2 separate regions of the Homo sapiens genome follow, and region 2 is linked to region 1. A link is a loop called in an ENCODE intact Hi-C map of the cell type or tissue named here. Cell type or tissue: gastrocnemius medialis. All regions are shown on one strand. Each heading gives the region's core, and the rest is flanking DNA. Links, peaks and the distances in the headings are about the cores only.

The links. A loop is a pair of places that touch in the nucleus more often than their neighbours do. Peaks named below come from ENCODE experiments on the same cell type or tissue, not always from the same donor. Only the 100,000 strongest peaks of a DNase experiment are listed, where the experiment ranks them.
Region 2: a loop joins it to region 1, with 3 times the contacts of the local background. A loop is called at or near these places in 22 of 110 quality-filtered maps.

The regions. Positions count from the first base shown.
Region 1 is chr3:179,725,602-179,741,158 of GRCh38, forward strand. USP13 (ubiquitin specific peptidase 13) reads left to right here. Exons shown (of 21, transcript NM_003940.3): 9 at 4,588-4,659; 10 at 5,015-5,108; 11 at 14,646-14,771. Among named protein-coding and RNA genes, the nearest start is that of USP13, 80 kb to the left of the region's middle. RefSeq lists enhancers at 2,658-3,237, 3,238-3,816. In gastrocnemius medialis, for the core only: no CTCF peak of the experiment used is centred there; DNase peaks (open chromatin) are centred at 5,100, 6,190, 7,490 and 9,620; H3K27ac peaks cover 7,728 bases.
Region 2 is chr3:179,659,967-179,675,523 of GRCh38, forward strand. All of the region lies in intron 1 of USP13 (ubiquitin specific peptidase 13), which reads left to right. Among named protein-coding and RNA genes, the nearest start is that of USP13, 15 kb to the left of the region's middle. In gastrocnemius medialis, for the core only: no CTCF peak of the experiment used is centred there; a DNase peak (open chromatin) is centred at 6,665; H3K4me3 peaks cover 1,090 bases; H3K27ac peaks cover 8,000 bases.

The DNA of each region.
Region 1 (15,557 bases), core at 2,749-10,748:
GTGTATCATGGTTCTCTGCTAGGGTTTCATTGCAAAAATGCTTTTTCTGTTTGGTTATTGGTACTCAGTTATGGAAGTTAATCGTGTGATTGTGTGACATAAATGTATTCATTGAACAAATATTTATTGAGTGTCTTTTACATGTCAGATGCTGTTCTTGTGCTGGAGATGCAGTGATTTAGATAAAGTTGCTGCCTTCATGAGATGACATTCTAGTATGTAATCTCTGGAAAGACAGATACTAAACAAGATGTATTAGTCTGTTCTCATGCTGCTAATAAAGACTGATTCACTCTCACGAGAACAGGATGGAAAGACCTCCTCCATGATTCAGTTACCTCCCACAGGGTCCCTCCCACCACACATGGGAATTATGGGAGCTACAATTCAAGATGAGATTTGGGTGGGGACACAGCCAAACCATATCACAAGTAAATTATAAAACTGCAAATAGTGATGCATGCTAAGAAGAAAGTCAGTCAGAAGCAGATGGTAGGGAGTGAGGAAGGGTGGGGGCGGCCCCTCTTGTTTTATCTGAGGGTCTCGGGAGGCGACTTGTCAACAGGCTTGAGAAGGAGCTGCCAAGCAAGGATCTGTGAGGCAGCATCCCAGGAAAAAGACAGCAGAAGGCATGACCTTGAGACATGAGCAAGTCTGTCATGCCCTGGGGCAGCAAGAGGGACAAGTGGGGATGTTGTGGGCTGGGGGAACACAGTGGCAGATGAGGTCAGAGAAGTGGGCAGAGTGGGCACATGAAGGGCTGGAGAAAGGGATCTGCTTTTGGATTCTTCTTCCTAGAGCTTTCAGGCGAGAGTCAAAGACAACAGGGAAAGAACAACACAAAGTAGAGGGTGTGAAATAGGAAGTGAATTTAAGAAGTGAAAGGAGTGATTGTGCATTATGATTGGAGATCAGTGTTAAAGCTGGCTTTGCTCTGTTAGGATAAGCTTGCCAGGAGGGATTATAGAGTGCTCCAGGGGCAGTGGATGGGCAGACACAGCCAGCAGAGTGGTTCCGAACTTGGCCTGGTGCCTGGCTGCATGGGTCCATTCTGGGCCTCATTACTCCCTCCCTGGTAGGCTTTTTTTTTTTTTGAGATAGGGTCTTGCTGTGTCATCCAGGCTGAAGTGCAGTGGTACAATCACGGCTCACTGCAGCCTTGACCTCCTGGGCTCAGGCAATCCTCCCACCTTAGCCTCTCGAGTAGCTGCAATTATAGGTATGTACCACTGCACCCAGCTAATTTTTAATTTTTTTTTGTAGAGATAGGGTCTTATTTTGTTGTCCAGGCTGGTCTCAACTCTTGGGTTCAAGCAATCTTCGCCCCTCGGCTTCCAAAAGTACTGGGATTACAGGTGGCTTGGAGACTTTTGAAGCTACCTAATGAATTTGCATCCCAATTTCTCACCTCTCAAATGAGGATAATGATAACAACAATCTCTTCCTCATACGGTTGCAATGAAAACTCAACAGGCTAATATAGGAAGCCCTCCAGAAAACGGTAGCTGTCACTGCTGTTACCATTATTATTCATTTTGAGATTATTGGAACAATTTTTAATGTTTTTTTTTTTTTTTTTTTTTAATTGATCATTCTTGGGTGTTTCTCGCAGAGGGGGATTTGGCAGGGTCACAGGACAATAGTGGAGGGAAGGTCAGCAGATAAACAAGTGAACAAAAGTCTCTGGTTTTCCTAGGCAGAGGACCCTGCGGCCTTCTGCAGTGTTTGTGTCCCTGGGTACTTGAGATTAGGGAGTGGTGATGACTCTTAAGGAGCATGCTGCCTTCAAGCATCTGTTTAACAAAGCACATCTTGCACCGCCCTTAATCCATTTAACCCTGAGTGGACACAGCACATGTTTCAGATAGCACAGGGTTGGGGGTAAGGTCACAGATCAACAGGTTCCCAAGGCAGAAGAATTTTTCTTAGTACAGAACAAAATGAAAAGTCTCCCACGTCTACCTCTTTCTACACAGACACGGCAACCATCCGATTTCTCAATCTTTTCCCCACCCTTCCCCCCTTTCTATTCCACAAAACCGCCATTGTCATCATGGCCCGTTCTCAATGAGCTGTTGGGTACACCTCCCAGACGGGGTGGTGCCAGGCAGAGGGGCTCCTCACTTCCCAGTAGGGGCGGCCGGGCAGAGGCGCCCCTCACCTCCCGGACGGGGCGGCTGGCTGGGCAGGGGGCTGACCCCCCCCCCACCTCCCTCCCGGACGGGGCGGCTGGCCGGGCAGAGGGGCTCCTCACTTCCCAGTAGGGGCGGCCGGGCAGAGGCGCCCCTCACCTCCCGGACGGGGCGGCTGGCCAGGTGGGGGGCTGACCCCCCCACCTCCCTCTCGGACGAGGCGGCTGGCTGGGCGGGGGGCTGACCCCCCCACCTCCCTCCCAGACGGGGCGGCTGGCCAGGTGGGGGGCTGATCCCCACCACCTCCCTCCCGGACGGGGCGGCTGGCCGGGCGGGGGGCTGACCCCCCCACCTCCCTCCCGGACGGGGCAGCTGGCCGGGCAGAGGGGCTCCTCACTTCCCAGTAGGGGCGGCCGGGCAGAGGCGCCCCTCACCTCCCGGACGGGGCGGCTGGCCTGGCGGGGGGCTGACCCCCCCACCTCCCTGCCAGACGAGGTGGCTGCCGGGCAGAGACGCTCCTCACTTCCCAGACGGGGCAGTTGCCGGGCGGAGGGTCTCCTCACTTCTCAGACGGGGCGGCCGGGCAGAGACGCTCCTCACATCCCGGACGGGGCGGCAGGGCAGAGGTGCTCCCCACATCTCAGACGATGGGCGGCCGGGCAGAGACGCTCCTCACTTCCCAGATGTGATGGCGGCCGGGAAGAGGCGCTCCTCACTTCCTAGATGGGATGGCGGCCGGGCAGAGACGCTCCTCACTTTCCAGACTGGGCAGCCAGGCAGAGGGGCTCCTCACATCCCAGACGATGGGCGGCCAGGCAGAGACACTCCTCACTTCCCAGACGGGGTGGCGGCCGGGCAGAGGCTGCAATCTCAGCACTTTGGGAGGCCAAGGCAGGCTGCTGAGAGGTGGATGTTGTAGCGAGCCGAGATCACGCCACTGCACTCCAGCCTGGGCACCATTGAGCACTGAGTGAAGGAGACTCCGTCTGCAATCCCGGCACCTCGGGAGGCCGAGGCTGGCGGATCACTCGCGGTTAGGGGCTGGAGACCGGCCGGGCCAACACAGCGAAACCCCGTCTCCACCAAAAAAATACGAGAACCAGTCAGGCGTGGCGGCGCGCGCCTACAATCGCAGGCAGTCGGCAGGCTGAGGCAGGAGAATCAGGCAGCAGTACCGTCCAGCTTCAGCTCGGCATCAGAGGGAGACCGTGGAGAGAGGGAGAGGGAGACCGTGGGGAGACGGAGAGGAAGAGGGAGAGGGAGAGGGAGAGCCAATTTTTAATGTTAAAGAGAAAAATTACCCAAACACTTGTTAAAGATGATAAGGCAGACTTTATTCAAGGGGGTCCATGGCCATAGGTATAGGAGCACTGCAACAGGGCCTGGCAATGGGGGAGACATTGGACTCAACTCTGATTCCAACAAGGTCAAGTGGGGATTTATAAACAAGGAGTTGGGTGGGGCCAGGGGATGGAAAATCACAAAGAAGAAACGTCAAGGATTAGCTGTTTCTGGCTACCCAGACTTAATGGGATTACTGCTGAAGGCAGGCCAGGCTGGTCAGACAGCAAGGATGGGTGATTTTCACTAAACTGACTTAGCAGGATGCTTACTTAAACTGGATCTACAAGGACAGAGAGGGAAGCCCAAGGACGGGCCCAGTCAAGCAGAGGCTTCAGAGGAGCCTGATGATGTTTTGGTTAAGTCGAGTCTTGTCCCTAACTGTACTGTTGTCTTTATTTATTTATTTTTTTTTGAGACAGAGTCTTGCTCTGTCATCCAGGCTGGAGTCTGGTGGCATGATCTTGGCTCACTGCAACCTCCACCTCCAGGGTTCAAGTAATTCTCCTGCCTCAGCCTCCCAAGTAGCTGGGATTCCAGGCACGTGCCACTGCACCTGGCTATTTTTTGCATTTTTAGTAGAGATGGGGTTTTGCTGTGTTAGCTAGGCTGGTCTTGAACTCCTGACCTCCGATGATCCACCCGCCTCAGCCTTCCAAAGTGCTGGGATTACAGGTATGAGCCACAGCACCTGGCCTCTGTACCACTGTCATCGAGGTGGTGATTATTGTGATGGCTTAGCCAGTGGTTCTTAACTCTGGTTGCGTGTTAGAATCACTCAGGGAACTTTTAAAAGAAATTCCAAATCCCAGGCCTCAGTCTCACGCAATGAAATTGGAACATTTAGGGGTGCTTCTGGTTTTGATATATGTAAAAGAAACTCTTTGGGTGAATCTAACTTACAACGAGGGTTGAGACCCACTGATAGAAGCATAAACGTTTCAGGAAGGTCATGAGTGCTGGTAGGGGTAGAATCTCATGAAAAACTTTTCTTCAGGTAGATTGTTTAGTTTGACAAAGGGGCAAGAAGGTCTTAGCAAGAATTTTGATGGCTTGTTTTGGTTCTGTTCTTCTTGCAGTTGCTATGTTTTAACTATTGCCTCTCATTTTCTAGGTATGTAGGAAACCTTCCCAGAATATTTGACTACTCGCCTTTAGATCCAACACAAGATTTCAACACACAGATGTAAGTGCCAGATTTGTATTTTTTTTTTTCTAGAAAAAGCATCCAATAAAATGTTCATAGTGGATATCTCTGGGTTGCAAAATTAAAGGCAATTCTTCATGTATTTTTAAAAAAGTGTTCCAAAATGAGAATGTGTTACTTTTATAAGAAGATAAAGTTATCTACAAAGGACTGAAGAAAATTTGAAACTGGTATCAGTATGAAGCAGAATCAAATAAATAAGTTATTTGTGTGTAACGCAGATCAAATGCTCCACCTAACAGCAGTTGTACTTATTGATATTCATAGATAAATTTAATATTACTATGGAAAAACAACAATGACCTTTTTGTTTCTGTTTCTCTGTCCTGGCCAGGACTAAGTTAGGACATGGCCTTCTCTCAGGCCAGTATTCAAAGCCTCCGGTGAAATCTGAACTCATTGAACAGGTGATGAAGGAGGAGCACAAGGTATGTGTCCGAGCGTTTGCCATGTTGACATGTAGGTAGGGAGGAGCTTTAGAATGTGGGTTTCCTATGATTTGGCACATGGTGGCCATAAATTTAGCAAGCTGTCAGAATAGTAATGTCATTTCAGTGTCTAGGGTGCCTGTCTGTATGCTCTTAAAAATTGTGACAAGGAATAGCCAGGGTTGTGTTTATAGAGACAGTTGCTTCATGGATTATACATGTGTGCCATCATTAACCATCTTTAGAAACAGTATTCTTTATAAAATAGAGCTGAGATCGAAGGACTAAATCTCATAAAAATATAAACATTTTCCCTTTGGTAACACAGTCTCGGCACTTACAGTGTCTTCCTTCTCCTAAGCCTCAACTTTCTTGGCTAGAGTTTCTCAAGAGTCTGGTTGTTAAAAAACAACACACAGGGTCAGGCATGGTGGCTCACACCTATAATCCCGGCACTTTGGGAGGCCGAGGTGGGTGGATCACCTGAGGTTGGGAGTTCGAGACCAGCCTGGCCAACATGGTGAAACCCTGTCTCTACTAAAAATACAAAAATTAGCTGGGCGTGGTGGTGCACGCCTGTAATCCCAGTTACTCAGGAAGCTGAAGTGGGAGAATTGCTTGAACCAGGAGGTTGCAGTGAGCTGAAACTGTGCCACTGCACTCCAGCCTGGGCGACAGAGTAAGACTCCATATCAAACAAACAAACAAACAAAAAACAACACATAGATTCCTTAGTCCCTCCGTAGGACTGAGGAATCAGAATTTCAGGGGAGGGCTTGGCATTCCTCAGGTTTGGTAAGCTGCCGGGTGGTTCTTAAGCAGGCTCAAGTAGGAGAAACTCCGTGGGCCAGTCGTTACTAATTAATAGAACCACTGAAAGATAGGCTTGATGTTTTAATGGCCAGACCTGCATTTCCACTGGACCCTCCCTATGCTGCTTGTTGTACAACTCCAGAGGGTACTACTCATAACTTGGTCTTTTTGAGTGGTGCCCTTGGAATTGTGTAGTGCACAGCTTACGCATCTGTGTTTGGCACCGTCCTCTCCCGTTGCCACAGATGCCCTGAGTGGAACGCGTGCCCCACTTCCCCGCCACCTGCTCTGGCTTCCTAGTATCCTGTCTTGACTTACTGGGCAGGCTCGTTCAGTTCTGTGTCTCAAGTGTTTATCTTAAGGCAGTCCTTCTTAGCCAATACCTGTAGACTGAGAGCAAGAATCAACAGTGAATAAATACCCTCTTGTTCATCAGGAAGCCAGCTAGTTGTGGAAATGGAGCAAGCAAGAGAAGGGAGATTGTGGAAAGAACATATAGAGGCAGCCTTGGGGATGGGGAGAAAGAAGTAGGTTGTAAAGAGGGTGGAGAGGGAAACAGACATTCTGAATGGCAAGCCCAGGAGACCAGAGGGGTATGGGAATAGGAAGAACTGAAGTTCTCAAGTTGCATTGTTACCCAGCATTGTAAGATAGCAAGGTCCTTATCCACCAGAGGCTGGAAGGCTCCCATCTGAGATACAGTTGAGGAGGTGGCTTGAGGGTAGGGCTGGAGTATGGGGTTATCCAGGCTTCTTCTACTTCTGTGCTTCTGTGAAACTTTGAAGAGGTGATTGTGGATAAACCTCAGTCCAAAATTGTGTTATGATTGGATTGGTTCTGCGTTCTCAAACAGGCGGTGTCACTTCTTGCATGGCTCTTCTGGGGCAGGGTCCATGCTCTGTGCTGGTGGTGAAGGAGCTGGGAGTCGGACTCAGGAGCCTGGCTTTCCCTTCTGGTTCTGCAAGGAGTTGTGTGACTATGGGCAAGTCATGCCACCTTCCAATCTCACCATTCAAGTGGCAGAATTGATCTAGGTGGTGGTGGTGAATGTTTTAGGCCCAGGAGTCCCCTTTCTAATGTAAATAAAATCATGGACCTTGCGTGACCGTTTCTGTGCTCTTGGGATCTCCTCATTTGAGAAAATGTGAAATGAAAAATCATCAATTTAGTGCTGTTTGGAAATAAAATTTGGTTTTGTTAATATTACAGTGTCCTTTTATGTTAAAAAAAGTAGTTCTTATATGAGCAAGGCACACTATCTATGCAGTCTACAAGTAGTATCTGTTTGGAGCCCTTGTCTCTCTTCCCCCACTGGATTCGGTGGCTGTAGTGTAGTAGCTCCTTACATCTCCAGGGTCTGAGGCTTGTAGGTGGGAGCCACTGCTCTGGATCAAGGTATGTGACCTGGAAGCACTTGGGCCATCTCTGGGATGTGTTTTGCTTGGTCCACACATAAAATCTAAATTTCCATCTTCTCTTAACCATTCAGAACGTCTGACAGTCCCAGGCCCGCAATGACAGCTGGAGCCAAGGGGCAGCCCTCCCTTCACACAGGACACACAGTCCCCAGCTGGCTCCGGTCCCTTTGTGACTCATGACCTGACTGGGACTCTGGGTATTTGGATTTGTGACCCTTGATCTAGATGACTTGTGAAATCCTTTCCAGCCCTCAGGTGCCACGATCTAGTGGTCTTGAAGAAAGAATCTTGATTATGAGAAGCATATATGTGCATCTAGGCAGGGGCAGGGAGGGCCCATCCAGCTGGGTGGGAGACAAGTCGGTCTTTGGTCCAGCATCGGTAATATTTCTTTAACACTCAAATAGAGCTCACATTGACCATGATTTTCCTTGTGGCCCTGGGGGTGTCCGTTTCAAGCTGTTCCTTGAATAGACAAATAATTTACAGCAAAAATCTCCACTTTCCTTGACAGTAGAAGGAATTAGTTTCTCAGGCATCACGATTTTCACTGGCAGTTGGTTTCAAAGGAACCAATTTGTGAGACTCTTTCCTTTTCTCAGTTATCAGAAGCCCTTTGGAAGGATGGTCCTGTCCCAGGCCTCTGGTGTTTGTGACTTATAGATGAGCCTGAAATGCCCCAAGAGAGGGAAAGAAGATTCACTGAAACAGAGAAGGGGATAGATGATGAGAGGAATGTATGGTGTGGGGGAGAGAGCATGAAGGATGGGTCAGAGCCATGTGGCAGAAACGCCTTTTTACGGGGCCACCACCACGCATGGTCTTAATAACTAGCATCACATAGTGCTTGCAAAGGGCCAGGCTCTTCCTCTATATTCACTGATGCGGAAACGGATGCACAGAAGCCTTGCCCAAAGTTGCAAAGCCAGTGAGTGGCAGAGCTGGGAATTATATCAGGCAGTTTGGCTCTGGAGTCTGTGTTTTTGATCACCGCATTATCCTACTTCCCTAACAGTTGTTCCAAGACTTATTTCAGGCTCCCAGTGCCTCAGTGTGTGGATGGTGGCAGGTGGATGACAAAAGGGGGCGTTTGAAGTTTGCAGAATTACCAGGTAGCCCAGTTATGAGGGTTTCTCACTGGCGTCTTCCAAGTTGAGTCATTTCTAGAATATATACTTCCCAGTATTAAATTAATCTGCTATAAACCAAGGTTAAATCTAGCTTTTTATATATGCATGCTTAATAAACATTGTCATGCATAAAAAGGCAGCAGTATTTATTTGTGGTACCGCCATTTTTACTTAAATATGTTGAATTGAATTTTAAGATTAACTTGCACTTGCAGTAGATAATAGTTACTATAAAAGGGCATTTTTTTCTTCAAAAAATATTTTCTCTATCTTTATGCATTCTAAGGCAGTGCTTTCAAATGTTTTAAAGCTGAACACTCTACCTCATTTCTTCCTCCAAAGATAACATATCTTAAATAACTCTGTATTCTGAATAAGCTGCATTTCTTAAGCGACAATTTATTTGATTTCTCATCTAAATAATCCTCAACACATACTTGCTGGTCTCAACTTTTCATCAACGTGAGATAACCAGTGTTCTGCTTCAAGGTGGTATAATTTTAGCTGTGAACATAAGAGCTTTGTTTCCCTTAACCTCTATTTTCCTAGGTTAGACACATGTAACCTTTCTGATTCACCTTTGAAATATGAGTAATAGTTCGGGAATGCCCCTGTCCTCTTAGCTTAGGAGATTTGGGGTTTGGGCCTGGGTTAAACACTTACTGGTTCAAGGTTTATTGTTTAAGGTTAAAAATTTAAATCAACAGACTTCATACACTTTTGTTTTAGGGACAGGCAGACATGTGTCTATCTTCCTTTTATCCTGTGGTTTAAAAGTATCTGTGCAAGTATTGCTGTGATGTGATAAAAGCCTCAGTCTTGCTGCTTGCTTATTAATTAAAGCATTCGGCTCAGGGGAATATGGTGGACTGTGTCTGGCTGTCTGTGTGGTGCACTCTGTTAAACAGAAAGTCCTGTGTAAGCATTTGGGAGAGATTCTGAACACTGAAGGCCTCCCTCTAATTTTAGCTGATCTGTTTTGCAATTGCTGATGGAGAAAGTAAGTACAGTATCTTATTAATATGACAGATTCCTTAGTTGGATGCTATTTTGGTGACTTCCTGGGTCTCTGTGTTATAAAGTTAGTGGTCAGGACTAGCCATTGCCTCAGGTGTCTGAGAGCCAGCTCTCAAGTGAGAGTGTGTGTTCCCTGAAGGCAGGGCCGACTCTTGGTCAAGTTGGGTCTCTGCCTCTCATCTTGTGAGGTGTTGGGCCCATAGGGGACACTCAGGTGATGTCACTGGCTCATTGCTAAATGGGAAACATGCTTTCTGTAATCTAATTCTTTGGTTCTTATTTTGGATTTTTGGTTTCTTTTAGGGAACTGCCTTGTCCAGAGCCTGACCTTTTTTTTTTTTTAAAGGAAAAATTATTTAAATTTGCATATATATACAAAAGTAGAGAGCAAAGTATAATGAATCTCTATGTACTTGATGTGCAGCTTCAATAATCATCCTGCAAATCTGGTTCCACCAGTTTCCCTAAACTCTTCACTCTTCTCTTTCATTTCCTTTCTCCTTTTCTCATTTTTTCTCTTCCTCTCCTTTTCCTTCCCTTCAGTATTTTAACATAAAATTTAAACATCCTCCTTTTCACCTATAGATGTAGTTATGCATCTGTAACTATAATACCTTCTTTCTTCTTTTAACATAAATATTGTATTAAAAGTTTAAAGTGTCCAGCCAGGTGTGGTGGCTCACACGTGTAATCCCAGCACTTTGAGAAGCTGAGGCAGGAAGACTGCTTGAAACCAGGACTTTGAGACCAACCTGGGCCACACAGTAAGACCCCTGTCTCTAGAAAAAATAATAATAAAATAATTAGCTGGGCACAGTGGCGTGTGTCTGTAGTCCCAGATACTTGGGAGGCTGAGGTGGGAGGATCACTTGTGCCCAAGGGTTTGAGGATGCAGTGAGCTGTGATTGCACCATTGCCATCCAGCCTGGGCAACAGCAAAACTTCATCTCTTTAAAAAAAGCTGTTTGAAGTGTTAAAAGCACAGCAGCAAAATTAACAACCATCCCTTAGTATCACGAATACCTAGTCCATCTTCTGATTTTTTCCTGCATTATCCAAGATATCTTTCTAAAGTCCCCCTCCTTTTCTTTTTGCAAACTATTGATTTGTTGAAGGAGCTGGACTATTTGCTTTAAGTTTGCTCTAAAGATTGCTTCCTTGAGGTATTGTTTGACTTGTGTTTGGTATAAGGTCGCTAGATCTGGAGGCTTCATGAGATTCAGGCTCAACTTTTTCAGAGCCTGACTTTCTAATAACTAGGTGTGAAGTGAGCATATTAATAGTTGACCACGGGAATTAGTAAGACGTCCCCTCTGAAAGCAGAGAGTAGGCATGGGGATGGGTGTTAGCAGATGGGACCAGGTGATGATCAAGGCACTAAGCTTGAAGTAGATGAGTTTGAGCTAAGATGCTCTAACCCAGCTGTGAACCCCAGGAACTGGTCTGCAGCATGATGTGAAGAGGAGGAGGTAGCATCTGGTTAGGGAGCTTTTTCAAATAACTTCTAAATGATCGACAACTCTCAAGCAATAACTTGACTGTTGAATAGAAGATTAAGAAAAGTTGGTTAAGGAAAACGAAGAAATGAAATGGTCACAGAAGTGTGGGAGGGGAATGGCTGAGAATGGGCCACAGTCCAGGTATGGGGCTGAATTTCTAGTGTTTCCCACCATGGTCTCTATTGAAACTTCTCCTTCTGGTTGTATGGCCACATGATGGCCCAGAGCAGCAGCTAGCTCTTCAGAATTTACTGGCTTGTTAAACTTCCCAGAGCGGCTGCTTGCTATGGTCTGTGTTGGGGACTGGCAGCCACACAAAACTTGAATCACAGATTATAAGAAATAACACTATCAGCAGCAGGCAGTGAATGCATGCTGATGTGAATGCCTAAACAGAAATGCACAAATGCCAAGGGATTTATTCCAAGTGGTGCCTCCATACTCTTCAAAGTGGAGAAATAACTGTTGGACTGGCTTGTGATGTTGGCCCTAGAGTTGTGTAGGCTTGAAGAAGGGTTATGCAGACTCTTGATGTGTTGTCTTCTCTTTAGCAGCTAGTAGGATGGACTCAGGGACCTCAGAAATGAGATGTTGGCACATGTATACCAAAAACAGCATAAGGACACTAGAGAAAGGGAGTGGAGAGATTTTTTAGCTTTGTGACCCTGGACTTAATAACTCTGTGCCTCAGTTTCCCCATCTGTCAAGTGGAGAAAATCATCATCACCACCTCATGGGGTTGGGTGAGTTAAGAAAAATATATATGTAAAGTGTTAAGAACTGTGCCTGGCACGTAGTCGGTATTCATCCAAGCACCTGAGATTTTATAGCTCTCAGTAAATATCTGCTTAATGAGTACATAAATGTTAGCCATTATATGAAGCTAGGGCATTATTATTGCATGCTCGTGTCAGCTGATACTATGTGATATATATCAGCACTGTGAATGAAGAAAGTCACAATTTTTACATAGGTTTCAGGAGGTGTATATACAGGTAGTAAAATTAATTGTCAGGTAGTAAAATTAATTGCGCTTTGGCTAGCGCTGGAAGCACAACTGAAGCCGTGTATGTGTGTAAGCTGGTCATTTATATACAGGTTGTTAGTCCTTAGATGCCCAAATGCTGCCACTTTGAGGAATTCTTTGAGAGCTACCAGTGGTGTTTCAGGTCCTCTGTGGTGTTCCCTAACATTTGTTATCGATGCGTGTGTATGTCTCTCATCTCCTCTGTTGTCCGTAAGCTCCTAGAAGGCAGAATCTCCAATAGTGCTCTGCATGAAGCAGGCAGTCACTAAATACTAAATGCCCAGACCAGATTATGTTTTCAGCAAGACAGGGAAATTCATCAGATTTTTATTAGAAAACACTGCATAGAACATGTGTGTTGGAGGGATGTTATATATGGAGCTGCCTCTTTGTCGCAGGGAGATAGATAAAGGAGTTTTCTCATCAGCTGTTGCATATGACTGTGATTCTGCAAACGTGTCATCGTCCCCAGACTATAGGCATGGACCTCCATGAGAATTCGAGGAGGTGTAAGACATGGCCTCCACCGCAAAGGCTGCAGAGACAGACCAGAAGCAGGCTGAAAGTTAAAGAAGGTAGAAGGCATTTTGTGCTCTGGACTTCAGAGGAGAGGAATATGGTCTGCAAGCTAAGCAAAGGGAGGTTTTATGGAAAAGTGGGTGGGTAGCAGCTACAGCCTTTGCAGAGAGGACATAAATTACTTCTTTGGCTCAAATGACAAGGTGAGGTTTGTATGACTGAGACCTAAGTGTGCTTACTTGTTTTTGCTACAGACAGCCTGGAACTGGAGTTAGAGCCACTCTGGTTAGGCTTTGTTAGCTGCATGGCAGTTGGGTGTTAAGACCACTTTGAGTTGAAAGGCCTATCTGGCACTTCTCTGCCAGTCTCAGCTTCCCGAGTGAAGATAAGACTAGTGTCCGCTTTCTAGGGTTACTACAAGTATTAACGAGACAGTAGGTATCACCATTAGTAGATGGGCTGAACTTGGAGGAAACATTTGGGAAACAGCTTTATCAGGTGCACATCTTTATTGCCAAAGGTGATGTGGAATCTTCCTACCTGCCTCTTCAGAGCATCCTGGGCAGATCCCCTAGATTCCTTGTGATTTTCTGTAGGTTACCCGTATTAAAGAGCCAGTTTTAGTCTTCTTCATTCTACCTAGCTCAAGAGTTTCAGAAAACAGCAGTGCTGAAGCATTAGTGTCAGCATCTAATTTTGTTTTGTTTTGTTTTGTTTTTGGTTGTGGGGGCGGTCTTTGCTCCACTTATTTGCCTCTTTCCACCCGCTGCTGGCCCCTCCATAGTCAAGGGTCAAGGGGATTGGAGATTAGAGAAGTAGGCAGAGTCTTTTCACTTGCCAAGTGCTGGTGGGCTCCCTCTGGGCTGCCACATGTCTCCTGTCATGGCTGGCTTTTTTGTGGGGGAACATTGGTGGTTCTTTAGAGCTGCCTCCCCGCAACTGTTATACCACCCTCAGGGACCTTACAAGGACCTTTCCCTGATGCTCTGTCCAGCTGGCCTCGGCAGCCGTCACCTCCTCCTGCCCTGAGCCTTCTCCACTGGCAGATAGCCTGCCCACTTCTGTAGGGTCCTGCATGGGGCATTTGGCTGCCTTCTGAGCTGTCCTGCTGGTCCCCCACGAAATCCAGCATCCTCGTCCTGCCAGAGTTGCCCTGCTGCCTGTTCTTCCCCCGCAGCCTTTCTAGCAGCTGCAGCCAGGTGAGGGGCAAGCCCTCTACAAGCTCCTGGAACTCCCTGTGCTCTGGTCCAGAAACAGTATGGGGTGGGCTCGTGAGCTTGAGCAGCTCTGCAGTGCTTCACTGGGCCGTGCAATGCCATTTTTCTTTCTTGTAAGTGCTCCATTCTTCAGGAGGGGTCCTCTCCTATACCCTCATGGAAGGGAAGGGGAGATGCTGCAGAGCTCTCCTCTCATTTATTTATTCATTCATTTATTTATTTATTGAGATGGAGTTTTGCTCTTGTCGCCCAGGCTGGAGTGCAATGGTGTGATCTCGGCTCACTGCAACCTTCACCTCCCGGGTTCAAGCGATTTTCCTGCCTCAGTCTCCTGAGTAGCTGGGATTACATGCACACGCCACCATGCCCAGCTAATTTTTTGTATTTTTAATAGAGACAGGGTTTCGCCATGTTGGCCGGGCTGGTCTCAAACTCCTGACCTCAGGTGATCCACCTGCCTCGGCCTCCCAAAATGCTAGGATTACAGGCATGAGCCAACACACCTGGCCTCTCTTTTAACTTCCATCGGAAACCTCTCCTCCCAAGCTTGCTTTGAAATGGGCTGTGACATTTGGTCACTGCGTAGCAAGTCCTGTGAGAATGAGCCGAGTGCCTGACTTTAGAAAGTGAGTACTTTCTAAAGTGTGTGTCACCTATTGTCCTAGTTTTAAGTAAACAGGAAGAGTCTCATCCTGTGTTCTTCATAAGGTTCATAGTGCAGGGCCTGGCACATAGTAAACACCCAGCGAGTATTGGCCACTATCATTATTTACCTTCTTTGGGCTGTAGTTTTCTCATCTGGAAAGTGGAGTTTATGGTGGGTTCTGCTCTGCTTGCCGCTTAGGGCTGTTAATTTGCATGAAAGTATCATAAGTCCATTTCATTTTTATACATTAGCCACAGCAGAACGGGATCTCTCCGCGCATGTTTAAGGCCTTTGTAAGCAAGAGCCACCCGGAATTCTCCTCTAACAGGCAGCAAGATGCCCAGGAATTCTTCTTGCACCTGGTGAATCTAGTAGAGGTGAGTAGTCAGTCTTCACGGATGCTCAGCGGGGTTGTAAGAGGGTGCCGAGCCACTCAGTGCAGTCTGCTGTGGCTTGATCAGAATGCCTCCCCACTCTCTTTCTTCAATCTCTCCTGTTAAAGCTGGTTCAGAATCAGATCCCTGGAAACTCTCTGCTCAGCCAACTTGATGTGACTGCTCTTCACACTCCAGTTTCCAGACACTTGTGGATCTCTGTGCTTCTTTTAACCTGTATGTGTTATAGGAGTGCTTGCCAGTTATTCCATTCACAATTTATTTTTTTCTGGTCTTTGTGACAAAGTTCCTTAAGAGCCCTGCGTGGTATTTGGTGTCCTCCTGCCACTGCTCAAAGATGATGAGTCTGCTTACATCAGAATCGAATGCCATTAAAAACTTTTTTTTTTTTTTTGAGACTGAGTCTAGCTCTGTTGCCCAGGCTAGAGTGCAGTGGCACAATCTTGGCTCACTGCAACCTCTGCCTCCTGGGTTCAAGCAATTCTACTGCCTCAGCCTCCTGAGTAGCTGGGATTATAGGAGCCTGCCACCACGCCCGGCTAATTTTTGTATTTTTAGTAGAGATGGGGTTTCACCATGTTGGTCAGGCTGGTTTTGAACTCCTGACCTTGTGATCCACCCGCCTCGGCCTCCCAAAGTGCTGGGATTACAGGTGTGAGCTGGAAAGCCACTGAGAATTCCTGAGTAAAGCCTTTTTTTTTTTTCCTGGTTACAACAGTGTTCTTTGTGGAAAATATAGAAAACACAAAGGAGAACATCAAAATCCCC
Region 2 (15,557 bases), core at 2,761-10,760, 66 kb before region 1:
TGGGAGGCAGAGGTTGCAGTGAGCCAAGATCCCGCTATTCCACTCCAGCCTGGGCGACAGAGCGAGACTCTGTCTCAAAAAACAAACAAACAAAACATTTTAACTCGATTTAATTGTACAATTCAGTGGCATTAAATTACATTCGCATGGAAACATTTTAACTCGTTTTAATTGTACAATTCAGTGGCATTAAATTACATTCGCATTGTTGTGTAACTATCACTATGCATTGTTGTGTGAATATCACTACTGTCGATCTCCAGTTTTTCATCCTTCCAAACTGAAACTCTGTATCCATTTGACAATAAACCCCCACTTCTCCCTTCTCCTAGCCCCTTGTAATGTCCATTCAACTTTCTGTCTCTATGAATTTGCTTATTCTAGGCACTTTATATAAGTGGAATCACACAGTATTTGTCCTTTCGTGTCTGGCTTATTTCATTTAGCATAATGTTATCAAGGTTCAGTGTTGTAGCATGCATCAGAATTTCCTTCCTTCTTAAGGCTGAATAATATTCCATCATATATATGTACATGTATTACATTTTATTTGTCCATTCACCTGTTAATGGACATCGGGTTGTTTCTACCTTTTGACTGTTGTGAATAAAGCTGCTTCAGTTGTTGGTGTACAAGTATTTGTTTGAGTCCCTGTAGATTCTCTGCATTTTACCATTGTACTATGCACGTTGCCTTGCAGTCAATGAGACTTCCCATCATAATGTTTACTTGTAGGGAGAAAAAAAAGTTAATTTAGGATCTCTGTGGAAAACTCTTCCTCCTGATGGATAAACTGATACAAGGTAGTAAAGCAAAATTTCAGAGCAGACAGACTTTTTTCCACTTTGAAGATATAAACTTAAAGTAAATCTTATTAGTTTCACATGTCAAAAGCTTCCTTCCAAAAGCAACTAGCTGAAAAGTTGTTCTCGAGCAGTGATTCTCAAGCTTTTTGACCTCTTTATACTCTTTAACTATTTTTGAGAACCGCAAAAAGCTTTTGTGTGATTTCTGTTGCTATTTACCATATTAGAAGTTAAAACTGAGAAAAATTTAAAACAATTTGAACAATTACATTCTATTGGCTTTTGAAATGATGTCATTGCATGTCACGTAGCCTTGGGAAAATGCCACTGTGTGCTATGAGAGAATGAGAGAGAGAAAGGCAAGTAACTTCATGTTATGAAAATAGTTTTGACCTCCCAAATTACTTAAAGACTCTGGGGTGTCAGAGGGTTACCAGGCCTTACTTTGGAAACCAAAGTTCTAGAGTTTAGGCAAGAAGATATAACCACTTATTCCAGTCACTTACCTCACCTGAAATGTAGCCTATGGGTTCACATTAAATTATTATCTTAATTTTAGCTCAACCATAGATGTCATATGTTGCATGCACATTCTTTTTGAAGCAAATTAAAATTTAGAGAGTTTGATTGACACTTTTTGAAAAAATTAGAGCTACTTGAGCTGGGAATTTACTATTTCATAGATAGGATTTTTTTTTTTTTATTCTCTGAACTGTGAGTTTCATTGTAGGGTGACCTGGCTGGGCTGTTTCTTTGGGGAAGCTTAAATGTTAGTGTGATTTTTTTTTCTTCCTTTGGCTACCAGGTAGGAGACTATTCTAATCTCTTGCCTGGAAAATACAGGCCTGTCTACCAGTATTTAGGGAACTGAGTGGGAGTGGAGGGTGAAGGTGGTCTCAGCATCTGGGTATTCGATACCAGCTGGATATTGCCTGTAGGTTCTCAGCTGTGTCCCTGCTTTGCTAAGCTTCTCCCATCATTGCAGGGGCTGGCTCCTGGACATTGCATTTCCCAGAGTCCCTTGGTGGCAAGATTCTGATACTGATTTTTCCAGTAAGAGATTTAGAAGGCAAAAGAGAAGGAGAAGCCACTTTGCTATTGCAACTGTGGCACCTGGTCGATGTGAGGTTTTCCTAGCAGCATCTGAGTGTCCTTCTGGGACACAGTTACCTCAGTGGTGGGGATTCTGACGTCATCTGTGCAGTTTCTTGTGACGCTTGTACATCCTGAGTTCCTGAACATAGGCAGTGATTTCTCTGACTGTGGCTCTCATGCCCTTTCCATGATTTTTTAAGCTTTTAATTTCCTGTATCAAATCTCTTCCTGCCTGTAATACCTGAATAGCATCTATTTTCTGACCAAATCTGGACTGATACACATACATTCTCTTAGTCCCCATGTTCGTGATGGTGCCTCTATTCTTAACTAAGCTCATTCTTCCCCAGCGCTGAAACCTTTGTTTTTGTCTGCTTTAGAGAATCACTCTCTAGTTCTTTGCCAGGAGAGGGAGGGGCCTCTTGGAGTGGAGGTGAGGTTTGGGGCTCTGACGGCTACATAGAAAACCTTTCTCTTTATTTTAGCTCCTACTTCACCCCATCTTCCAGAGTTATCTTGAATTGCCAGTTCTGGAGTCTTTTGGGCATTCTGGGGTGAAGATCAGGTTGGATCTTGGCTTTCCCTGCTGCTGGCCTAGGATTCAGCTCTGTTGCCATCTTAGTCTTTTAGCATTCATTTACCTGCCGTCCAGCTTTCCAGACTTTAGTGCTATAGCTTATGTCTTGAAAAAATCCCTTTGCTGTCCTTTGATTGGGGTTTCAGAAAGGAGTGAAATGGATGTCTTTGTGTCATTTGCCATGTGTACCCTAAAATCCTGCTTTTCTAAAATCATAATCAAGAAGTCACTTGCTGTCCCTTTTGGACAGTAGTTCATTACCTTTAAAGTTGTACCATTTTTAGAGCTTTGGAATGTGAGAGATGATGCTGATCCTGTCAGAAAGACTTTTTGGAAAAGTTCATGTTCTCTGCTCATTTTGGATCTGGACATCTGTGCAACTCTGAATTCTCTTTTTCCTCCCCTGCATTCCTCTCCCTATGGACTGGAGCTCAGTTAAAGGAGCGGCCATCCATTTTAGTGCCCCAGATTGAGAGGTGTATGGTATCATCCATTCTACCTCCCTCTCTCTCTTTTTATTTTTTAAGTTGTGATAAAATACATATAACATAAACTTTACCATCTTAACCATTTTAAAATGTACAGTTCAGTGGCATTGGAGTACATTCACACTGTTTTGCAGTTATCACCACTGTCTGTCTTCAGAATTCTTTTCATCTTGCAAAACAGAAACTCTGTACCCTTTAAACAATGACTCCCTGTTCTCCCCTTTTCTCAGCCTCTGACAACCACCATTCAACTTTTTGTCTCTAAGATTTGGCCACTCTAGGTACTTTATACAAGTGGAATCATGCAATATTTGTCCTTTTTGACTGATTCATTTCACTTGGCATAATGTCCTCAAGGTTAATCCATGTTGTTGTGTCAATTTTCTTCCTTTGTAAGGCAGGATAATATCCCATTGTGTGTATATACCGCATCTTGTTTATCCAGTCATCTGTCAGGGACACTGGGTTGCTTCCACCTTTTGGCTCCTGTGAATAGTGCTGCCATGAACATGGCTATCTCACTGTCTCTTTTAGCATCATATCCCATCAGTCACCAAATTCTGGTATATCCTCCTCTCTCCCTTGCACTGCTAAGGCTCGGGCCCTCATCCTTTCTCACCTGGACTGTGGCAGAAGCTTCCTAACAACCACCTTACTTTCCCTTCCAGTCTGTCACACTACACTCTTGGATATTTTTAAAATAGGGGTCTGATCATCTCATTTGCCCGCCTTGAAATCCTCAATGGTGCCATTCAGACTTTTCTAACATGGCACATCACCTCAGTTTACCTTGTTGATCCAGCTTTCCTGCCCCTCTGCTTACTTTCTGTCTGTCCCAAAAGACTTTCCATTCTCTAGGTGCTCCATGCTCTTGCCCCTCCATGTGCTTGCTCATGCTCTTGCGTTGGCCTGGAATGCATTCTCTCACCCTCATCCTCCTGGAAAAGCCCTGTTCGTCCTTTAAAGCCAGCTCAGATGTTCTTTGTGAGGACTCCTCCCATCCTCAGAAGCTGAGTTAGATATCTGTTTTCCTTTGCCTTCACTTTGTACATCTCTGTCATGGGTGGGATACAGATTGTGGGGATGTGGAATAGCTGAGGTCTTGGAGAATTAAAAGGAAAAGAGTAGAGAACTGAAAACTACACAGTTTGTGAACCTGTGCCATTAAGCCTGCATCTTTTCTGATTTTCTGGGTGTGTTTTTTTTTTTTTGGAGTCTTGGTCTGTCGCTCAGGCTGGAGTGCAGTGGCATGATCTTGGCTCACTGCAACCTCTGCCTCCTGGGTTCAAGCTGGGATTACAGGTGTGTACCACCATGCCCGGATATTTTTTTTGTATTTTTACTAGGGATGGGGTTTCACCATGTTGGTCAGGCTGGTCTCAAACTCCTGACCTCAAATGATCCACCTGCCTTGGCTTCCCAAAGTGCTGGGATTACAGGCATGAGCCACCGCACCCAGCCGCCAATATGATATTTTCATGTTATCTTATTATCTGAAACATCATAGGTTTGACCCTTGAAAAGCCAGGGAAAAGTGTCTCGAGTACTTGCTGAATGTTTTATATGTTGTGATTCTAGGGTGCTTGGTAAAAGATCCCACATTGGGCCCCTCAGGGAGATGACAAGAGGACTGGGATCTATGGTTGCAGATCAGGCCTCTGTCTGGTCTGTTCAGTATTGTGGTGATCAGTTAGGACTCCCCTTGTTCCCAGGCACAGGGAAGATGTGAACAGGAACACCTATTTTTAGGGCTAGAACAACAGGACAATGTAACAATGACAAGAATTTAATGAATCTGAATACGCCTCTGGACAGAGATGTTGCTTGAGGTGCAAGATAGTATGTGCCTCATGTGGTAAGATTAAAAAGGAAAGATGGTGCGTGGTGGCTCACACCTGTAATCCCAGCACTTTGGGAGGCTGAGGTGGGCGGATCACCTGAGGTCAGGAGTTCAAGATCAGCCTGGCCAACATGGTGAAACTCCGTCTCTACTAAAAATACAAAACTTAGCCTGGCATGGTGGCAGGTGCCTGTAATCCCAGCTACTCAGGAGGCTGAGGCAGGAGAATCGCTTAAACCCAGGAGGCGGAGGTGCAGTGAGCCAAGATCGCGCCATTGCACTCCAGCCTGGGCAACAGAGTGAGACCTTGTCTCAAAAGAAAAAAAAAAGATTAAAAAGGAAACATTCTGCTTTGTGTTAGTTAACAAGTGTTAATACTGACTTATGGCTTCCTGTGCACTCTGCACTGCAGTTGGTATTATAGGGGTAGAGAGGGTGTAAGTGGGAGGGAAACAGAGGACCATGGCAGGATCTCTATCGTAGTGGAGTGTGTATGCTAATTTCAAGTGTCTATTATGGAAAGTCTGGCATGAGGACATAACCGCTTGAGCTAACTCCAATCCGTCAAGTGTCTATTATGAGTCAAACACTATGCCAGGCACTTTTATGTACGTCATCTCATTTAATTATGATAGTAATTGGCTTACATGTTATAGTTACGATTTTGCCCCTGTTTTACGGATGAGGAAATGGAGAGTCAGAGAGGTTAGGTAATTTGTTCAAGGATTTGTTCAAAGATGGCTTCATGACAGAGGTGGTCTTTAAGCCCTGATGAGTCATGAAGTTAGACCCTGCAGCACTTATAGGATATTTAAGGCTTTTCTTTTTTTTGAGACAGAGTCTTGCTGTGTTGCCCAGGCTGGAGTGCAGTGGTGTGATCTCGGCTCACTGCCACCTCCGCCTCCTCGATTCCAGTGATTCTTGTGCCTCAGTCTCCTGAGTAGCTGGGACCACAGGCATGCACCACCATGCCCAGCTAATTTTTGTATTTTTAGTAGAGGCAGGGTTTCTCCATGTTGGCCAGGGCATTCTTGAACTCCTGACCTCAAGTGATCTGCCTGCCTTGGCTTCTCAAAGTGCTGGGATTACAGGCATGAGCCACTGCACCCAGCTGGATATTTAAACTTTAAACAGTGTGGTGCTTAAAATTTGTGAGAGGAGATTTTAGACCTGGGAATAATCAACAAAATCTAGTAGAGTTACTGGCGTGGACAACTGGATGGAATCCGAAGAGACAGTGCTTTGGAGGGGTAGGGGTGGACAAAGGTATGGAGTTGGGACCAACTTGGCTTGTATGTGAGATAGTAAATTGTCTTATGGAAGAGAAGATTCCTGGGGAGACTGGAAGGCAAGGTTGAATCCTCTGTGGGATGTGAAAGAGGTTGGTCTTGATAAGGTTAGACCTGAGGGACCAGCCACTTATGAGCAAGGGAACAGCATGAGGATGGTGGTCATTCCGGAAGTGGAATGAGGAATAGGTGGGAGTGGCTACAGGAAGCAGGGTTGAAAGTAATTCACATATTGTATCATTTGTGTAAAGCTGCTGAGTTGCTCTTTTGGAGGTGCCATTTGGGGCAGGTTCTGCCATTGAGTGTCCAGCCTGTTCTTTGGAAGAAGCCTCAGTTAGTGTGAATTCTCTTTCTAGGTCCCCAGTTTCATTGCTGGACAAAAGCTGATTAGGGCGAGTAGGCTGTGAGAGCCTCTAAGTCTTGCAGCTCCTTCACCAGTGTCTCGGAGCCCAGCACTTTGGGTCTTGCCACTGTTTTTGTCAGGGAGCTGTCAATCTGGAGTGGCCACTTCCCAGGGACTCCAGCTGTCCTTTTGCATTTGGGGAGTGGAGCTGGCAAAGCCTGCTGAAACCTCTCTCCTGCCCCGCAGGAAAGCTTGGCAGGGTGCCTGGCACAGGCTGCTTACTTGAGTGGGGCTGCTGTCCTTTGCCTGTCCCTCCTGCTTTCCTTGAATGAAAGTCTTGAAAAAAAGAGAAACTGCTCTTTTCCCCAAGCCCCCACGAGAGCATGTGCTTGCCGACAGCCGCCCACCTGGCTCCTGTCACCAAAACGACATCTGCTTCTCAGTAGCACCAGGCAGCCCGCAGGGGGCTAGACTGGCCTGGGCTCAAATCCACCTCCACTTACTACTTAGTAGCCATGTGACTTCAGCAAATGCTTTAATGTCACTGAATTCCTGTGAGCCTTGGTTTCCCCCTCTGTAGTAGTGCCTTACCTTGCAGGGTTGTTGTAATCACAGCTGCCCATTCAACATATCTTATTGCTGTCCTCTCTGGAACTCTCCTCTCCCTAGCTCTCACTTTTAAGCTAGTGGATCTGTAGCAGAGGTACTTGCCCTTTTATCAGTGGTTTAGTGAGCGGTTCCCTTCGAGAAGAAGATGAAATGGCATTTACGGAGTCTTGGGGTTGCCGAAGAGAGACATCTTTTACTCGGTAATTCTGCATAAGGCTCTCCCCAACAGTGAAAGCTTTTGCTGGCCTCTTTGATGGGAACTCTGTTCTGGGCCATTATTCATACTCAAATTCAGATCAGAGGGATGGGCTTTTATGGGTTAGCCTGGAAATTCAATCTTCATGTTTATCAGGGGGATTTCATCCTGAAGAAAATCATCACTTTTAAAAAATAAAATAAAAATAAGAAATGACTCTAAAAGGTGTACTGTTGACAAGGTGGTTTCACATTTTCTTTTTGTATGTGTAAGCCGGGAACTGCTGCAGGTGCTCAGTTGAGTGTGTTCGTATGCCGATGGTTTCCATGTTCCCCATTTGTCCTGAAACTGTTGTAGTAGCTGGACCTCGTGCCCTGCCCCTGGCCTTCCCCAGCTGCAGTGGGGGACAGCATCCTCATTGCTCAAAATACCCAGAAGAATGATTCTTTTTTTTGAGACAGAGTTTCGCTCTTCTTGCCCAGTCTGGAGTGCAATGGAGCAATCTCGGCTCGCCGCAACCTCTGTCTCCTGGGTTCAAGTGATTCTTCTGTCTCAGCCTCCTGAGTAGCTGGGATTAACAGGCATGCGTCACCACACCTGGCTAATTTTTATATTTTTAGTAGAGACGGGGTTTCTCCATATTGGTAAGGCTGGTCTCGAATTCCTGACCTCAGGTGATCTGGCCGCTTTGGCCTGCCGAAGTGCTGGGATTACAGGTGTGAGCCACCGTGCCCGGCTGATTCGGTTTTATACTTACCAAAAAAGTTAATAAATGATGCCTCAGTAGAACAGTAAGTTTATAGTGTAGTCAAAACTTAGTTGTTCAGCCTCTGCCTTTAGCTGTGCAGGACCAGGCTGTACAGCTCTAATGCGTAGGAGTCCTCTGCAGAAAGGGAGACACCCAAAGTCAGAGCAAGCTGGAGGAATCATTACTGCATTAACATTTCAACATTTATTTATTTATATTTTTTTTAGAGATGGGGTCTCGCTATGCTGCCCAGGCTGGCATCGACCTCCTGGGCTCAAGTGGTCCTCCCGCCTCAGCCTTTTGAGTAGCTGGGACTACAGGTGTGCACCACCATGCCTGCTGCTGGATTAATATTTCTGGTTTTTTCTTAACATTTCATGGCCACAGATGTTTTATCAGTGTTTAGCAGTAAGGCCTATACTCTCCTGGGATTACATGCGTTTGTTCTTTCCTACTTAGTTTATGTGAACACATTTACTTCAATGGATCTGCTGTTGAAACCAAGATTTTGGATTTTGCAACTATTGTATGCTGGTAATTCTGTTTTACTGGTGACCTGTTTGGTTATTCCCTGCTATCCAGTCTATTTTCTTTCTTTCTCTGTTTATTTGTTTTTTGAGACAAGGTCTCACTCTGTTGTCCAGGCTAGAGTGCAGTGGTGTGATCTTGGCTCACTGCAACCTTGACCTCCTGGGCTTAAGTAGGTCTCCTGCCTTGGCCTCCCAAAGTGCTGAGATTACAGGCATGAGCCACTGCGCCCAGTCCTATCTTCTGATAGTGCTTTTTCTCCATTATATTTCCCCCTTCTGTGTGCTTGCTGCCCTTGATCTGGAATCTTGTTTTACTTTCTTATTGTTCACCTGCTTCTTATCTATGGGTGATTAATTTGCTCATTTGCTTCTTATTTATGGGTGCTTAATTTTTGCATTTTAAAACTCTTGTCTGGTTTGCTCTAGAAGCGAGAATATACTGGAGATCTGTGCTCTGGTTATTGGAACACTCATGTCTTTCATTCGGACATGGAAGTACCTGAGAGGTTGAATTAATAGGTAGGTGGTGGCTTGATGAAAGCAAAAGTTGGGCAGAGACAGGAGGGTGCTCTTATGGACTCAGTAATGAATCAGAACCATTAGGAGTTGTCCTCACTTCCACCCTTTTCCACATGCCTCTACATCTAATCCACCTCCTGGGCTAGTGCGCTCTATCCTAAAATTATATCCTGGCTGGGCGCGGTGGCTCACGCCTCTAATCCCAGCACTTTGGGAGGCCAAGGCAAGCAGATCACCTGAGGTCAGGAGTTTGAGACCAGCCTAGCCAACATGGTGAAACTCCATCTCTACTAAAAATACAAAAATTAGCCAGCATGGCGGCACACGCCTGTGGTCCCAGCTACTTGGGATGCTGAGGCACGAGAATCTCTTGAACTCAGGAGGCAGAGGTGCAGTGAGCTGAGATTGCGCCACTGGACTCCAGCCTGGGCAAAAGAGCAAGACTCCGTCTCAAAAAAAAAAAATTAAATAAATAAATAAAAAAAATAATATCCTGACACTGCCCGTTTCCCTGTCTCTGCTGTCAGCCCCCTTCCCTCCTCCTCCTGCCATCTTCCCCAGGCTAAGCCACCATCTGGCCTTGTTTAGACAGAGGCTGTCTAAAAGAACTTTCTGAGATGATGGAATTGTTTTGTGTCTCAGCTGTCCAGTAAGGTAGCCACTAGCCATCTTTGGCTGTTGAGCACTTGAAATGTGGCCAGTGCGGTAGAGGAACTGAATTTTTAATTTAACTTAATTTAAATTTAAATATGCACATGTGGCTGGTGGCTACCATATTAGACAGTGTGGGTCTAGACTATAGCCTCTCAAATGTATATTTTCTTGACCCCCCCCTCCATAATTCTTCCACAGTAGCCAGAGTGATCTTTGAAAAATGTAGATGAGATCATGGCACTTCTCACTTTAGAAGCCTCCAGTGGCTTTGCTTCTGCCCAGTGTGCACCCAGCTCTCCCCTGGCGTGCCAGGCTTCCTTGAGCTGACCTTTGCAGCCCTCTCCTCCTGTACTGTCGCCACCTTTTTCTCATGCTTCTCCAGGACCCTGCTGGCTTCCTACCCTCAAAGCAGTAGCCAAGCCTTTTCTGGAGTGGGGACCTTTGCACATGCTTTTGCATCTGGAGAGGGTACTCTTCCTTCTTTGCTTGCCTGACTGCTCATCATCTTTGAAGTCTCAGCCTCCTAGAGACAACCCTGTCCCCCATCTGTATAAAGACCCCAATCCTCAGGCTCCTCTTATCACTGCTGGAAATTATCTTCGATGTCTCTTTCTTGCGTGTTGCCTGTCTCTCTTTACTAGGACTTAAATGTCATTAGGGCACCACCCTTGCTGGGTCTCTGATGTCTTGCATTGAGGGACTGAACACATTCCTTCTGCCGCTCACCCCCATGGCCTTCTTTTGCCTCTAGAGAAGACATCACGGCCTCACTCTCACGGCTTCTTTTCCATTCTCCACATTGAGCATCCCCTTTTGTAAACATGAGTGGGAGCCAACTAGAGTACAGTGTTCCCGATTAGTTTCATTTTTCCCAGTTGTAATCACAGTCTCATTTGCCTCCCTGAGGTTACACGCCGTATCACCTCTATTTTACTTGTTCCTGAATTTCCTCAGCTACAAATCTCAAGATATTCTCTTATTAATATCAAATTATTGGCCGGGCGCAGTGGCTCATGCCTGTAATCCAGCAATTTTTTTATTTTTTTATTTTTTTTGAGACAGATTCTCGCTCTGTCACCTAGGCTGGAGTGCAGTGGCATGATCTCCGCTCACTGCAACCTCTGCCTCCTGGGTTCTAGCGATTCTTCTGCCTCAGCCTCCCGAGTAGCTGGGATTACAGGTGTGTGCCACCATGCCTGGCTAATTTTTGTATTTTTGGTAGAGACGGGGTTTTACCATGTTGGCCAAGCTGGCTCGAACTCCTGACCTCAGGTGATCCGTCTGTCTCGGCCTCACAAAGTGCTGGGATTACAGGTGTGAACCACCATGTCCGGCCAATCCCAGCACTTTCGGAGGCCAAGATGGGTGGATCACTTGAGATCTGGAGTTCGAGACCAGTCTGGACAACATGTCGAAACCCCGTCTCTACTAAAAATACAAAAATTAACCAGGTGTGGTGGTGGGCACCAGTAATCCCAGCTACTTGGGAGGCTGAGGCAGGAGAAACCCTTGAACCCGGGAGGCAGAGATGGCTCCACTGCATTTCTGGGCAACAGAGTGAGACTCTCTCAAAGATAAAAAATTAAAATCTCAAGTTATTGCCACCATGCTTTACTTTGAGTAGTGGGAATATACAGCCCCCATAAAGCTGTGTGGTTGGGAAGCCAGGTTTGAGAAAAGGGAGCATATCTAAATACATTCAGTTAAAAAACTTTTATTTATATTTTAATTAAAAAATGAATCTATGTTCCTGAAGAGAAATTTAAAAATACCAGAAGAAAACAGGAAGAAAAAAAATTCCCACATTGTCTCCCCATGCTGAGATAACAACATACGCCAGGAAGAGTGTGCATGTCATGTATATTATAACATCATACACAGTGTTTTGTTACCTGCTTTCTTAGCCCAAAAATACTATGTACTTATTTTTCTATCAGTAAATACTCATCCACAAGTCAATTTTAAATAGCTGAAGAGTGTTACATTTCATGGAGGTACCATAAATTATTTGGCAAATCTGTTCTTGGCCATTTGGGTTACTTCTTTTTATAATTACAAGCAGCTCATTTGGTTAATTTTTTTTTCCTGTCCGCTCTTTTTTGAGTCGATGTTCTAGAAAATACGGTGTTCTGGTCTTCTTGGCCTTCCTTTTCCAAGGGTGTGTGAGTCACCGTCTTCCCGCGGTGTTAGTATGTGATTTGTCCTGGCGTGGATTTGTTGTGACTCCATCTACCTACATCATGTTTCTCTTTGCAGCAATGACCGCTTGTTTTCCACAGGAGACACTGTTCTGTAGTTATAAAAACAAGTGTTACGCAGCGACTGTTTCCTGAGCGCGTTGCTCACATAAGCTCATGCTCCCTTCCTGTCTTCCAGTGGGAAGGCTGGTTGCCAAGAAAACATCATCATAAACAAAGTTCTCTGAACACCTACCGATTGACAAAGTAGTGTATTTTTATTTAAAATGACTATTCACTTGCTACTCTGAAACATGTTGCAATCTTGACCTTTATATTTGCCACCGTTTTAACATTCTTTTAAACGGCAGGCAATATAAAATCAGTGACTTTGTCTTTGATGTTATTTCTGAATAGTACATAGAGGGATACAATACAAAGTAGCAAATGAATGGCTAAGTATATACTGTATGTATATTGAAATGCATTGAAGACAGGATTTTAACAATACATGGGGCTTCTAATGCTGCTCCTTTCTTTTTCTTTTTTTTTCTTTTTTTTTTTTTGAGACAGTGTGTCGCTCTGTTGCCAGTCTGGAGTGCAATGGCGCGATCTTGGCTCACTGCAATCTCTGCCTGCCGGGTTCAAGCAATTCCCCTGCCTCAGCCTACTGAATAGCTGGGACTACAGGTGTGTACCACCATGCGCGGCTAATTTTTTTGTTAGCTGGGACTACAGGTGTGTACCACTATTCCCGGCTAATTTCTTGGTATTTTAGTAGAGATGGGGTTTCACCATGTTGGCCAGGATGGGCTTGATCTCCTGACCTGCCTCCCAAAGTGATGGGATTACAGGCGTGAGCCTCTGAACCCGGCCAGTGCTGCTCCTTTCTTACCGTTTGATTATGGGGCTGGAGAAGTTGTCAAGGGAAATCATTATAGAGCCCTGTGCAGTATTTCTTGACTTTCTTCTGATTTTGGATGTCAAAGTCTTGCATCTTGGTCAAATTTCTGGTTAGTGCATCATAAAAATGATCATTAGAATCCTATTTAGCTTAGGATTGTGCACAGAACTGCACATTGGTCATTCTGGGCTGGGTGTCCTCTGAGCACCGGAGGCAGGTAGGATCCAAGGTGGGACGGTGGTGCAGAGAAGGCAGCCACTTTCCTGAAGAACCATGTGAGACTGGCTTGGTTACAGCAGGTGGGAGAGCTGGGGCAGTAGGGTTCAAGTGTCCAGGCTGCTAAGAGTGACTTCAGCCAAACAAACCTGAAAAGCTAGAATTTCTGCTGGTGCCTCAGGCTGTTTTTCTATGCGTGGCCATGAGTTTTATTTTGAGAATTCCCATTGTTTAGTCGTGCCAGAGACTTTAAGTGGAAGCTGTATTATGATGCATTTTAAATTCAGATCAGAAGGGCACTGAGGAATAGTTTGAGAGAGAGAGACCCAATAACAAATAGTGGAGACAAAAACTATCATTCATCCTACAAAAGTTTGTTCAATCCTGCCCTGTAGCAGGTACTGTTTTTGGGATTCAGTGGTGAATATGACACAGTTTTCCTGCCCCCCCTGCCCTGTACCAGGTACTATTTTTAGGATTCAGCAATAAATGATACAATTTTCCTGCCTTCAAGGAGCAAATGTGTATTTCAGCTTCTAAAGGTACTGGCGGCAAACTCAAGGAAGCCTGGGTTTCTCATAGCGATAGATTTCAATGAGCATGACACTGATTGTGAAATGAAAGCAGATTTAGGGTCAAGGACTGTCAGAAGAGGGGCTGAGCAGGGAGATGTGGGAGTAGTTCCTGGGCAGAGACTGGCAGAGTGTGGCGTTTGGGAAGCGCCTGCAGTGAGGAGGCATTGATGGGGCTGCTGTGAAGGCTGCAGGCCTGACCTTGTGTCCTGAAAGTCTTTTAGATAATGCTTTCCTGGCGGGTGAGACACTCTTAGACTTGGGCCGAGTTCACCTAGCCCTAGACAAGTGCTACCTAAAGTGTGTCAGCTGACTGGGCTGAGAGATGAGTACAACACTAAGAGTAGTGTTTCGAGATTTCTTTCTTTCGTTTTTTTCTTGAGACGGAGTTTCGCTCTTGTTGCCCAGGCTGGAGTGCAATGGCGCGATCTTGGCTCACCGCAACCTCCGCCTTTCGGGTTCAAACGATTCTCCTGCCTCAGCCTTCCTGAGTAGCTGGGATTACAGGCATGTGCCACTACGCCCGGCTAATTTTGTATTTTTAGTAGAGGCGGGGTTTCTCCATGTTGGCCAGGCTGGTCTCGAACTCCTGACCTCAGGTGATTCACCCGCCTCAGCCTCCCAAAGTGTTGGGATTACAGGTGTGAGCCACTGCGCCCGGCCTGTTTTGAGATTTGTATAGCAACTTGACATTGCAGCCACAGCCAAGTGTGTGACCAGTGGATCTGTTTGCCCAGGACATAGACCAGTTTGGGTTTTGTGGAACTTAAGGTGTGTGGTGAGTAAGACCATATCTGGCTGGAGCTTTGAACTAGTCATGTGCAGTGGGAACATGTGTCTTTCCTTAACAAATGAAAACAACACAAAACAAAAAACAAAAACAACCTCATCCATCGTGACAATAGTTGGAGAAGCACCACTGTAGACCAAGCAAGACTCATTACACACAATTCATAACTTTGTCTTTTTAAATAATGTTGCAGTATTTTCTTGTGCTTATATGTCACAGTTTCTTAACTCCTCTATTTGGGGCCATTGCTACATTATTTTATTATAGATACTGCATGTGTGAATATTTTTGCACAAATTAGTTTTTTTTTTTAATTCTTCTCTCGGGCCTGTACCCAGAGGGGAAATACTGTGCCAAAGGGTCACTGTTTTTTTGCTCTCTAGAAAGGCTGAGCCGATTTATATTGTAGGAGAGGATATACGGGTTTTCTCTGTGGCTTCAGGCTGTGCAATTTTAACAGTTTTTGCTGGTTTATGAGGCATGTACCTGTGCCTTGAGATTGTTTTAATATGCCTACTTAAGGGGGTTGTGAGGATGTGATGGTTTGATTTTAATATTTTCTCACATTGGAAACTAAATGGTTTTTTAAAAAATTCTTTCCTAGCACTTTGGGAAGCCGAGGCAGGTGGATCGATCACAAGGTCAGGAGATTGAGACCATCCTGGCTAACACGGTGAAACCCTGTCTCTACTAAAAATACAAAAAATTAGCCAGGCATGGTGGCGGGCGCCTGTAGTCCCAGCTACTCGGGAGGCTGAGGCAGGAGAATGGTGTGAACCCGGGAGGTGGAGTTTGCAGTGAGCAGAGATCACGCCACTGTACTCCAGCCTGGGCGACAGAGTGACACTCCATCTCAAAAAAAAAAAAAAATTTCTTAAGTTGAACTTGAATGTTGACATTCCCTTTTAAAAGTGGGCTGAATATATGAGTCTGCTCTTTTTAGTTTTGTAATTGCTTATTTCTTGGATCTATTTGGACTTTATTACCATGTTTCGTATAAGTTGTAGATCTAGGTTAATTTTCTTCTATACTGATGTTAATTTTCCTAGTAACTTTTATTGGTGATTCTTTTCTGCATTTTTGTATCTCCTGTGATTTGACATATATTAAATAGTTATCTTAGAATGAATATATTTGTGGGGCCTCCATTCTTATGCTACCATTAATATTTTAAAAAAATTTACCCAATGCTATATGAGTTTTA